Linked DNA regions of Homo sapiens: region 2 is linked to region 1. A link is an interaction called in ENCODE POLR2A ChIA-PET data of the cell type or tissue named here. Cell type or tissue: PC-9. All regions are shown on one strand. Each heading gives the region's core, and the rest is flanking DNA. Links, peaks and the distances in the headings are about the cores only.

Region 1 (8,020 bases), core at 2,234-6,233:
TGTTCTCCTTTATTTTAGTCTGTTTCCTTGTACCTTCCACCCTTCCATTTCCTAGAACTGGTCGAATTCTTTTTTAATATGACAGCCATTCAGATATTTGAGGACAGCTTTTATCCTGGGCAAATTGCATTCCAAATAAAGATTATTCTCTTTACCATCACATACATGATTTGGCTCTTCCCTTCTCTATCCTCATCTTGATGCCTCTTAACTTAGGTTTTAGAAATGTCAAACTACTTGCATTTCTTTGAACACCATGTTATTTTAGACCTTCTGTCTGCCTTGTTCTCCCTTCTTGTCCATCTGGCAGCTTTCCACACATTTCCAATGACCTCCCTCCATTTTAGAGTCACTGTGCCTTGTAAACACCAGGAATTGCTCTACTTCTGAAATAATAAATTCAGATATTTTATTATGTAACCATGACCTCCTTTCCTCTTTTACTCAGTTATTCATAGTGTACTTTGTACCCTTTTTTAGGTTTTCTAGTCCATAGATCTACTTTTTTGCAATCTTCCCTTTCCAATCTTGACTGCGTTCCTGATCAGCTTAGATGCCATAGTCCATCACTTTAACCACACTCTTACAGATGTCCTTGAGTTGCTTGTCTCACTGTTCTGTCATATCTGCTTGGCAAAACTCTAGTTCGGTTTGAATGCAGCAGTCTGCCTTTTTTATGCTATTTCCAGGCTGTTGACTACACCTGGAGAAAAACACACCCTACTCATTGGTACTTGTATTAATTCTTGGCACAAACCTTAACAAGAACCTCAGCCTTGCTGACAGTTTATTATTTCCTAAGATGGTACACTGCCCTGGTCTCTGCAATGGCCATTTTCATTTTCTACTCTTCTCAAATCTCTGCTTGTATACTGTCTGCTCTGCCTGTGGATGACCTTGTCTTTTAAATATTACATAAAAGAGAAATCAGATGAGAACTCCCTCAAGTTGATGTCCTAAATTTGATAATGCTTTTACCTGTTGTTACACCTATCCTTTTGATTACCTCTCCTATTACTGTGGAAATGCCATTTTCCCTAAGACTAATCCCTTTACTTGTGCTTGGTAGCACATCATCTGCCTTTTCAGAGACTTGGTTTTGTGATTTTTATTCTTGTATTTTTCAGTCTTCAAACTCCTTCCTTTTATTTACAATTTCATGTGCTTCTATGTGTGTACCTGTGATGCATTTGCACTCATTAACACAGGTTTGTGTGCACATAAATGCTCCTTATCTTGGTCCCATGTCCTTCTTGAGTTACCAATTTTGTTCGCACTTTTCCTTCAAAACCCAGCTTCTCAAAAGAGTTGTCCATGCTTTATTTCATCAACTTCCACTCACTCAGTCTATGGCTTGTGCCAATAAATTGCTCTTAGGGCATGAATCTATTTATTGCTCAATCTGTTGGACTAATTTCTTCACTGCTTTATTTGGCAGTAATTAGCATTGCTGATTTTCTTGCCTTTGAAACACTTTGCCTAACTTCTGTGATTTCATATTCTTCCATTTTTACATCTGCTCTTTGGGCTGAATTCTCCATATTATGCAAGTTCCCCTTTCTTAGGCTTCCCTTTAATTGTTAGTATTTTTGTTTTTCTTTTTTTTTTTTTTTGAGTCCGAGTCTTGCTGTGTCGCCCAGGCTGGAGTGCAGTGGCGCGATCTCGGCTCACTGCAACTTCTGCCTCCCGGGTTCAAGTGATTCTCCTGCCTCAGCCTCCCAAGTAGCTGAGACTACAGGCGCCCGCCAGCACGCCCGGCTAATTTTTGTATTTTTAGTAGAGACGGGGTTTCACCATATTGGTCAGGCTGGTCTCGAACTCCTGACCTTGTGATGCGCATGATGGTTCATGTCTATAATCCCAGCACTTTGGGAGGCTGAGGCAGGCAGATTGCTTAAGCCCAAGAGTTTGAGACTAGCCTGGGCAACAATGTGAGAACTTATCTCTAAAAAAATGTAAAAAATTAGTTGGGCATGGTGGTGTGTGCCTGTAGTCCCAGCTACTCAGGAGGTTGAGATGGGAGAATCACCTGAGCCTGGGAGTTTGAGGCTGTAGTGAGCTGGGTCATGCCAGTGCACTCCATCCTGGGCAAAAGAGTGAGACCCTGTCTCAAAAAAAAAAAAAAACCCCAAAACAAAAATCAGCTTTTAAGTTATCTTTTTAGTGAATAATTCTTTCTTCTAAGAAAGCTCAAGTCTTTCATTTTTTGAGTCCTTAGTATAATATATCTACATTTCCATAGTACCCACTAATAATAATACATTGCATTTGTTTGTCTATGGCTGACTTTCCTATAAGACCAAAGCTCCTTGAAGGCAGGACCGAATTTTTAATTCCTATTTGAATCTCCATTGTTTTTCTTAATGTTTAGTACTTAGGTCTCCTAGACAGCAGGTCTGTTATTTTGTCATCAACCTTTGGATCCTGTCTAGTCCGTTAAGAAAACTTGTAATCTAAACATAATGTTCTGGGTTGTAGAGAGTACTTCTTTTGATATGCATAGTATACTTCTTGTAATGTAATGCTTTGAAATCAGTTTAGTTGTTTTTATAAAGCAGACATTGAGCTTATGTTCAGATAAAAACCACATTTTTTTCGCATTTGGAATTCTGATTTTTTAAACCTAAGTGACTTTGAACCTTTATTCTTGCTTTAATTTAATCTTGTTCACTCATACTCATTATTCCAATCTATATCTTAGTCTTGATTCTGTCACTCTTATACTTAACTGCTTTTACTTTTCATAGTTCGTAAATTTTGGAAGTATGACAATTAAGGCATGCAGTCCCATCATCTGATCTGATCTTGGTTAAGCAAACTTCTGTTGTCATTCACGTCATTAGTACAAATTTTTGACCAGGATGAAACATCGAAAGCCATCTGACAGTACAGTCTTTCACCAGTTATAAACACCTTTGATGTTTATTCATCTTCGTTTCTCCATCTCATCTACAAGGATATCATGAGATTTTCTTAAAATTTTTTTTAACACCTTGCTGATATCAAAATATACTACATTCACCAGTCCAGAAACCCTTCAGAAAGTAAGAGTGGTTTATGTGACCTGTTTGGAACACTTGTGGTAGTGTCTACTGATTGTGAAACCAGCTGATTAATAATGTCTTCTAGTATTTAGCAGAATCTCTTCTTTTCCATTTTTGAAAATTTAGGCATATTTGCCTGTCTGCCACCTTTTGGCAGTTCCCTTGTGCTAAGTAAGTTCCCAGAGTTCACTGAGAGTGCCTGTTTTGTCATACTCTAATTGGGTTGATGGGAGAATTAACTTTTTTTTTTTTTTTTTTTTTTTTTGAGATGGAGTCTCGCTCTGTAGCCCCGGCTGGAATACAGTGGCATGATCTCGGCTCACTGCAGCCTCCACCTCCCAGGTCCCAGTTCAAGCAATTCTCCTGCCTCAGCCTCCTGAGTAGCTGGGATTACAGGCACGCACCACCATACCCAGATAATTTTTCTTTGTATTTTTAGTAGGGACGGGGTTTCACCATGTTGGCCAGGCTGGTCTTGAACTCCTGACCTCATGATCCGTCTGCCTCGGCCTCCCAAAGTGCTGGGATTACAGGCATGAGCCACCACACCCAGCCGGGAATTAACTCTTTAAAAATGACCAGTTGTTCTTAATCTTGGGCGTTGCCTCTTGGTTAATAATATTTCTTCTGTTCATTCTACTTTGTTCTCATAGTTGGATAAAACAAGAAAAAAGGAATAACATTTACTTTCTTTTGTTGGTCATTATAATATCTCGAAGCAATAATTCTATTTCTTCATCTCAGCAGTTTTGCTTTAGGTTTTTTATAAGCCTTGAGTCTTTTGACACAATGATTTAGATACCTGTTACTGTATTGAATTAGTTTTTACATGTCTTTTTAAAAACTTATTAGAGAATTTACTGTGTAGTCATGATATCTATTTATTTTCTTGTAAAGATTATTCACATAACTGTATTTTCATTTTTTATATTTTGCCTTTCTTCCATTCCAGTTTAGTGTAGTGTTAAAAAACATCTTTTTTGGAATTGAACAGATTTAAATTTGAATTTCAACTCTGCCTCTTACTGACTTATGTTCTTGTTAATGAGCCACTCTGAACCAGTTGGTTTGTCATCAAAAAGGGGATAAAAATAACTAACTTACAGGAGTATTGCTGGGATTTAATACATTTAAAACACTTAATGCAGTGCCTGGCATTTAGTAAGCTCTAAGTAAGTGGTAGATGCTATTGAGTTTTCCTATCTATAAGTATTTTGAAATCAGTTTTCCTAAAGAGTAGGGCACTTGTCTATGCTCATCACTCCCTACTTTGAATTAGACTCCAAGATGATGTTTCTTATTTCCACACTCCCATTATTTCCCCTCTATTTACTTCTATCCCAGTTTCCAAGAATGGTCCTTTCTTTTGTCTTGTTTGCTTTTTAAACAGCTTTATTGAGATATAGTTCACATATCAGTTCACCCATTTAAAATGTACAATTCAAAGGTTTTTAGTATATTCATAGAGTTGTAGAGCTGTTACCATTGTCTAACTCTAGAACATTTTCATCACCCTAAAAGAAACTTGCTACCCATTAGCAGTCATTCTCCATTTCTCCCTTTGCTCAGCCCCTGGAAACCACTAATTCTACTGTGTCTATGAATTTGCATATTGTGGACATTTCATATAAATGAAATCATACAATATTATTTTGTGTGTGCTCTCTTTACATAGCATAATGTTCTTATGGTTCATCCAAGTTGTAGCATGTATCTATACTTCATTTCTTTATCTGGCTAAATATCTCATTCTATGGATATGGCACATTTTGTTTATCCATTCATCATGGGTGGACATTTGGGTTGTTTCTACTTTCAGACTATTATGAATGACACTGCTATGTCTATTTGTGTACAAGTTTTTGTGTGGTTATCTGTTTTCATTTCTCTTGGGTATATAACTGGATGTGTAATTGTTGGGTCATATGGTAATTATTTTAACTTCTCAAGGAACACCGTTACACTTTTCCATACAATCCCACCAGCAACGTAAATTTTTGTTGCTCTGCTTTTCCACTGACACTTGGTATTGTCATTTTTTTTTAAAAATTGAGCTATTCTAGTGGTTGTGTAGTAGTAACTCACTGTGGGGTTTTTTTTTCTATTTTTATTTTTTAAATTGCTATGTAATAGATGTACTTTTTTCAAGGTACATGTGATAATTTGATATATTCATATAATTAAATCAGGGTAATTAGGCTATCCATCACCTCGAACATTTTTTTAAATGCTAGGAATATTGAATTATTCTCTTCTAGCTATTTTGAAATGTGTAATTGATTGTTACCTATAGTCAACCCTGCATTAACACCAGCTCTTATTTATTCTGTCTAATTGTATATTTGTACTGATGAATCAACCTCTCTTCATTCCTCTTCTCCCCCTAGCCTTCCCAGCCTCTGGTAACCATCATTTTGCTCTCTATCTCCATGAGTTCAGTTTGTTTGTTTTTTTTTTTAGCTCCCACATGTTAGAACATGCGATATTTGTCTTCCTGTGCTTAGCTTATTTTGCTTAACATGCTGTCTTCCAGTTCCATCTGTTCTGTTGCAAATGACAGAATTTCATTCTTTTTTATGGCTGAATAATATTCCATTGTGTATATGTACCACATTTTCTTTGTTTGTCTGCTGATGGACACTTGAGTTAATTCTGTGTCTTGGCTATTGTGAATAGTGCTGCAGTAAACATAAAGCGCAGATACCTCTTCAATATATTGATTTCCTTTCTTTTGGATATATACCCAGTAGTGGAATTGCTGGCTCATATTGTAGTTTTATTTTTAGTTTTTTGAGGAACCTTCATACTGTTTTCCACAGTGGCTGTACTAACTTACATTCCCACTAACAGTGTATGAGGGTTCTCCTTTCTCCACATCCTTGTCAGCATTTGTTATTGCGATCTTTTTGATAAAAGCCATTTTAACTGGGGTGAGATGATAGCTCATTGTGATTTTGACTTGCATTTCTCTGGTGATTAATAATGTTGAACATTTTTTCATACATGTATTGGCTATTTGAATGTTTTCTTTTGAGAAATGTCTATTCGGATCTGGTGCTCATTTTAAAATTGAATTTTTTTGAGCTCCTTATGTATTCTGATTATTAATCCTTTGTCGGATAGTTTGCAAATATTTTCTTCCTTTCTGTGGGTTGTCTCTTTGTGGACTGTTTCCTTGGCTGTGCAAAAGTTTTTTAACTTAATGTAATCCCATTTGTCTGTTTTTGCTTTAGTTGCCTATGCTTTTGAGGTCTTACACAGTAAGTCTTTGCCCAGACCAGTGTCCTGGAGCATTTCTCCAATGTTTTCTTACAGTAATTTCATAGTTTCAGATTTTAGATTTAAGTCTTTAATCCATTTTGATTTGACTTTTGTATATGGTAAGAGATAGGGGTCTAGTTTCATTCTTCCGCATACGGTTATCCAGTTTTCCCAGCACCATTTATCGATGAGACTGCCTTTTCCTCACTGTGTTTGTGGTACCTTTGTTGAAAATGAGTTAGCCGAAAATGTGTGGATTTATATTTGGGTTTTTTATTTTGTTCCATTGGTCTGTGTGTCTTTTTATGCCAGTACTATGCTATTTTGGTTACTATAGCTTTTTAGTAAATTTTGAAGCCGGTTAATATGATGTTTCCAGCTTTCTTCTTTTTATTCAGGATTACTTTGGCAGTTGAATATCATTGGTAGTTTAGTAGGGATTGCATTGAATCTGTAAATTACCTTGGGTAGTATTGTCATTTTAACGATATTAATTTTTCCAGTCCATGAACATGAACTATTTTTTGTGTCCTCTTCAATTTGTTTCATCAGTGTTTTTTAGTTTTTTATTGTATAGATCTTTCACATCTTTGGCTAAATTGATTCTTAGGTATTTTATATTCATTATAGCTATTGCAAATGGGATTGCTTTTTTTTTTTCTTTTTTAGATTGTCCACTGTTGGTGTATATAAATGCTACTGATTTTTGTATGTTGATTTTGTATCCTGCAACTTTACTGAATTAGTTTGTAAGTTTAATAGTTTTTTGGTGGAGTCTTTAGGTTTTTCTAAATATAAGATCATGTAGTCTGCACAAAAGATTAATTTGACTTCTTCCTTTTCAATTCGAATGCCCTTTGTTTCTTTCTCCTCTACAATTGCTGAGGCCAGGACTTCCAGTACTATGTTGAATAAAAGTGGTGAAAAATGGGCATTCTTGTATTGTTCCAGATATTAGAGGAAAGGCTTTCAATTTTTTCCCATTCAGTATGATGTTGGCCATGAGTTTGTCTTATTATTTTGAGGTGTGTCCCTCCTATATCCAGTTTTTTGAGGGTTTTTATCATGAAGGGATATTGAATTTTTATTAAAGGCTTTTTCAGCATCTGTTGAAGTGATCATATGGTTTTTGTTCTTGGTTCTGTTAATGTGATGAATCATGTTTATTGATTTACATATGTTGAATCATCCTTGCATCTCTGGGATGAATCCTGCTTGATCATGGTGAATGATCTTTTTATGTGTTGTTGAATTCAATTCATTGTGGTTTTAACTTAGATTTCTCTAATGACTTACGGGGTTGAGCATTTTTTAATGTACTTACGTGCCATCTCTATATCTTCCCTCTTCAGACATTTGTCCATTTTTTATTGAATTTTTCTTATTGAATTTGGAGAATTCTTTATATATTCTGGATATAAATCCCTTATCAGATAGAAGTTTTGTAATTTTTTTCCCCAGTCTGTGGCTTCTGTTTTTGTGTTCTCAATGTTATCTAAGACTTTCTAATTTTGACAAAGTCCAATTTATCATTTTTCTTTTATGGATTGTGCTGTTGGTGTTACATCAAAGAAATCTTCGCCTAACTCAAGGTCACTTCTAGGATTTCTTCTCCTAGGTGTTCTTCTGGAAGTTTCATAGTATTGGATTTTACATTTAGGTCCATGATCCATTTTGAGTTAACTTTTATATATACGTATTGTTAGATTTTTAGT
Region 2 (4,000 bases), core at 1-4,000, 740 kb before region 1:
GTGCTGTGTAGGTAAGCATTTTGTAAAACTGTTTCCTTCTTCATTCATTGAGACTTAGGTTTTTCTAGTTCTCTCTTTCTCTCCTGTCTTAAGATTTTGTGGATATTTGCTTCTGGAAGTTTGCATACCAAAAGCAATGGGGCATTCTAAGAAAGTAAAATTTGTAACACTGAACATGACATTTCAGAGTACAACTTCTGGAAAATAGATACTGAGAATCACTGATCTCGTGAAGAGATGACATGTGCAGAGTTAACTAAAATACAAGGCAAGCTGTGTTGAATCTGATACCAAAGCAGTATACAAAAGCATGAATGAACAATAGGGTTAGCTCTACCAGGAGATATTTGAAAGAGGAGCTTGTTTATCAAAATGAGTATGTAATTGGTATAATATATGTAGGGGAGTAAGAAATGTAAGGGCTTCCCTGGTATTCCTTTATTGTATTGGAGACCTTGCTTTCTTTCTTCAGAATAGTTGAGAATAGACAGAAGAGACAGAAAATTTCCATTTGTATGTAGTTTTGAATTTTGTTTTCATATATTGAATTCTCAGAATAGCCCTGTGAGGTAAGTAGAGGGACCGACCGTGAGTCTGAGATTGAGTGAGTGACCTGTCCCCGGTTACACAGCTAGTAAGAGTGAAACTGAAGTCTGTTGTCTTGAAGTGTAGCTTCTCTTACTGTATGGTAGCTTTACAGTAGCAGAACTTCAGTTTTCTCAGGACCAAACTTCTGATAGCCTTGAGCAATGAGAGGTGTGAACACATAGAACTTATATTCAGTAAATATTTATTTGGTTCTTTTGGTTATTTATAGGTAGCTCTGTTTTGAAATTAAAATAATGTCTTTTTCCAACTTCATTTAAGGAGTTTTGGGATGGTGGTTGATAACTAAGACAAAGTGCTGAAGAAATGATAGAAGTTGCAAAGAGACGTTAGTGTACTATACTTGGTGAATGTTGGAAACTGCAGGACCTGCTGTAGGGAAGAAAAAAGTTCTAGCTGGAAAGAATGAGGAAACCAAAGAGCTCTGCAGAGGGAGGGGGAAGACAAGACAGACTGCAGCTGTGCTTCTGTGGACCCCAAGAACAGCACTGTTCATACACAGAGGATAGCTCTGAAGAGAGATACCTGTGTAGTGCAGCTTCTAAATTTCATAATAAAGGTAAAAATGGGAAATGTTTTCAGTTCAGATAAGGTTGACTGTGCAGCTCACATCTGTATGTGAAGCATAGTACGGATATTCATAAGGATTTTTAGTTATCAAAATAGGTTAAATTATATTCTGTATACTTAAGATGCCAGAAATACTTCTATGGAAAGAGTTAAAATCTCCTATCTAAACTGTTAATATTAGGTGTTTAAAGAACTCACATAGTATGACTAGTTTCTCTCTTAAGAGTTAATAAATAAGGAATCTGCACTGAGAACCATTGCAAAGGAAGCTGGAGACGGGTGGCTTTCATAGAGACTGGGAATGTGAGTGCTCTCTTTAAAAAAAAAAATACCCTCCTTAAAATATTATAGGTGTTCCTGCATACTCATACAGTATTTCAGTATGATTTTGTCCATAGACTCAAAGAGACTGTTTTAAAGTATAGTTCTGATCATGTCAGACCTCTTTTAAAAAAAAAAATCATCAGTGGTTCTTCATTGTCTGATAATTGCTAATCATAACACTAGCCACTGTACATTGAAGGTTTGCTTTGTGTTAGGCTCTATTCTGAGCATTTTACATGATCTCACTGAGTTTTTGTAGCAGCCTGTGAGGTAGGTACTTTTATTGCCATTTTATAAACAAGGCATGAAGATTTTAAGTAAATTATTTAGGGTACATAGCTAGTAAGTGGCAAATCTGGTATTTAAACTCAGGCAGCCTGATTTCAGAGCCCCTATTCTTGTCTCTAAATAAATAAATAGTTTTCCTAAACTACAATTGAAGACTCTGATCCTAGACTACCTTTCCATATAGTAGTAGTAGTAGTAGTATAGCCTCAGTGTTCATGATCACATGACACACAAGGCCATCCTACTTTGTGGTAAAACTAGATTCTATATTCTGATCTCACTAGGACTTTGCCAGCTATATGAGTTTACTCATGTGAGTTTCTCTCATTGGGAGACCTCCCTCTCTTCTTTTTTTTTTTTTTTTTTGAGACGGAGTCTTGCTCTGTCGCCCAGGCTGGAATGCAGTGGCGCAATCCCAGCTCACTGCAAGCTCTGCCTCCCAGGTTCACGCCATTCTCCTGCCTCAGCCTCCCGAGTAGCTGGGACTACAGGCGCCCGCCACCATGCCTGGCTAATTTTTTGTATTTTTAGTAGAGACAGGGTTTCACCATGTTAGCCAGGATGGTCTCTATCCCCAGACCTCGTGATCTGCCCGCCTCAGCCTTCCAAAGTGCTGGGATTACAGGCGTGAGCCACCGCACCCGGCTTTTTTTCTTTTTTCATTTTTTTTTTTCGGAAATGGAGTCTCGCTCTGTTGCCCAAGCTGTAGTGCAGTGGTGCGATCTCGGCTCACTGCAACCTCTGTCTCCCGGGTTCAAGCGATTCTCCTGCCTCAGGTTGCTGAGTAGGTTGGATTACAGGCGCGTGCCACCATACCTGGCTAATTCTTGTATTTTTAGTAGAGACTGAGTTTCACCATGTTGGTCAGGCTGGTCTGGAACTCCTGACCTCGTGATCCGCCCTCCTCGGCTTCCCAAAGTGCTGGGATTACAGGCGTGAACCACTGATCTAGCCCCTTCTTTTCTTTTAACCCATTCATAGCCAAGTCCTGCTCTGTAGAACTATGGTCATTTGCTTATATCTTTCCACTAAAGTCAGACTCATGATGAATTGTTCATTAGTGAGATCCAGCATTGCAACTAATACAATGCCCTGTACATAGTATTTATTAAATAAATGATTTTTTTAATAAGTAGGAATTTAGCAACCATTTTTAGCCCAGTGTATCTCAGTATTCTGCACCTGGAAACAAAAACTAGTGCACAAAGCCATACCCCACACCAAACAGATCAGATCCTCTGGGGATGGGGCCTGGACAACATTTTTTTAAGCATATGTATGATTTCGTGTGCCACAGAGTAGAGAATCACTGATGAAATTAAATTTGCTCCATTTTTTTTTTTTTTTTTTTCAGGGAGAGAGTGGAGGCTTAAAATCGTGATTTCATACTTGAGAAATAGATTTGTGTTACACATTTTCTCTAGTCGCTAGTTCTGTGGGGGAAATTGTTATATCCTAGCATATTTGCTGTAACTATATGCTAAGACTGATTGTGATCAGTACATTGTACTAAACTGGAGAAGCGTTAATTTCTTCCAAATTTCATCTTTTAGGGGCTTGAAGTAATGGCATGATACATGATTTTTATGGAGATGTGCTGGATGACTTGTCATAATATCTCCTAGGGAGGAGACTGTTGAAACTGAATAGCTATCTGGTTTCCACCTGTTAATTATGTATTTTCAGTAGCTGTTCTATTTAGGACATTACAGACCCAAAGTATGTTTAATATTGCCCTATGTCTGGGGATAAAAAAATTTCAAAAGACGTCATTTTACACTTTTTTCACTATTTCATTTCATCTTCACAACTACTATCAGAGGAGAGTAGGGCAGGTATCATTAGCTCTATTTTACAGATGAAGAGAAACTCAGTCACTTAGGTCATATATTTGGTAAGTGATCAAGTTGGAATCAAAACCCGTTTCCTTACATCTAACCCAGTGCCCTTTTTGCTACACCATAATAGTAGCAAATTGTATAGTCAGTATTGAGCAAGGCTCTAAAGCAGTGCCCAGGCTAAGGGTTATTTTTGAGGGATATAGGCAGATAGCATCCAAAATAGAATATTAGACATACAGTAAGGCAATATGCATGCAGTTGGGCTATGTGTCAAGAACGCTGTATCTAGCAATCTAAAATAATCAGATGTAAGCAAATACTTTTAAAAAATAAGAATATAAATTCAGTGTTTAGAAGAGTGAAGAAACTGG

What was found. ChIA-PET counts read pairs that join two places held together with the same protein. Peaks named below come from ENCODE experiments on the same cell type or tissue, not always from the same donor. Only the 100,000 strongest peaks of a DNase experiment are listed, where the experiment ranks them.
Region 2: POLR2A ChIA-PET joins it to region 1 with 6 read pairs; 2 of 35 experiments call an interaction of 5 or more read pairs at or near these places.

The regions. Positions count from the first base shown.
Region 1 is chr7:107,906,556-107,914,575 of GRCh38, forward strand. The region is part of intron 8 of DLD (dihydrolipoamide dehydrogenase); the gene reads left to right. Among named protein-coding and RNA genes, the nearest start is that of DLD, 19 kb to the left of the region's middle. In PC-9, for the core only: no CTCF peak of the experiment used is centred there; no DNase peak of the experiment used is centred there.
Region 2 is chr7:107,173,581-107,177,580 of GRCh38, forward strand. All of the region lies in intron 1 of HBP1 (HMG-box transcription factor 1), which reads left to right. Among named protein-coding and RNA genes, the nearest start is that of HBP1, 6.6 kb to the left of the region's middle. In PC-9, for the core only: no CTCF peak of the experiment used is centred there; a DNase peak (open chromatin) is centred at 2,041.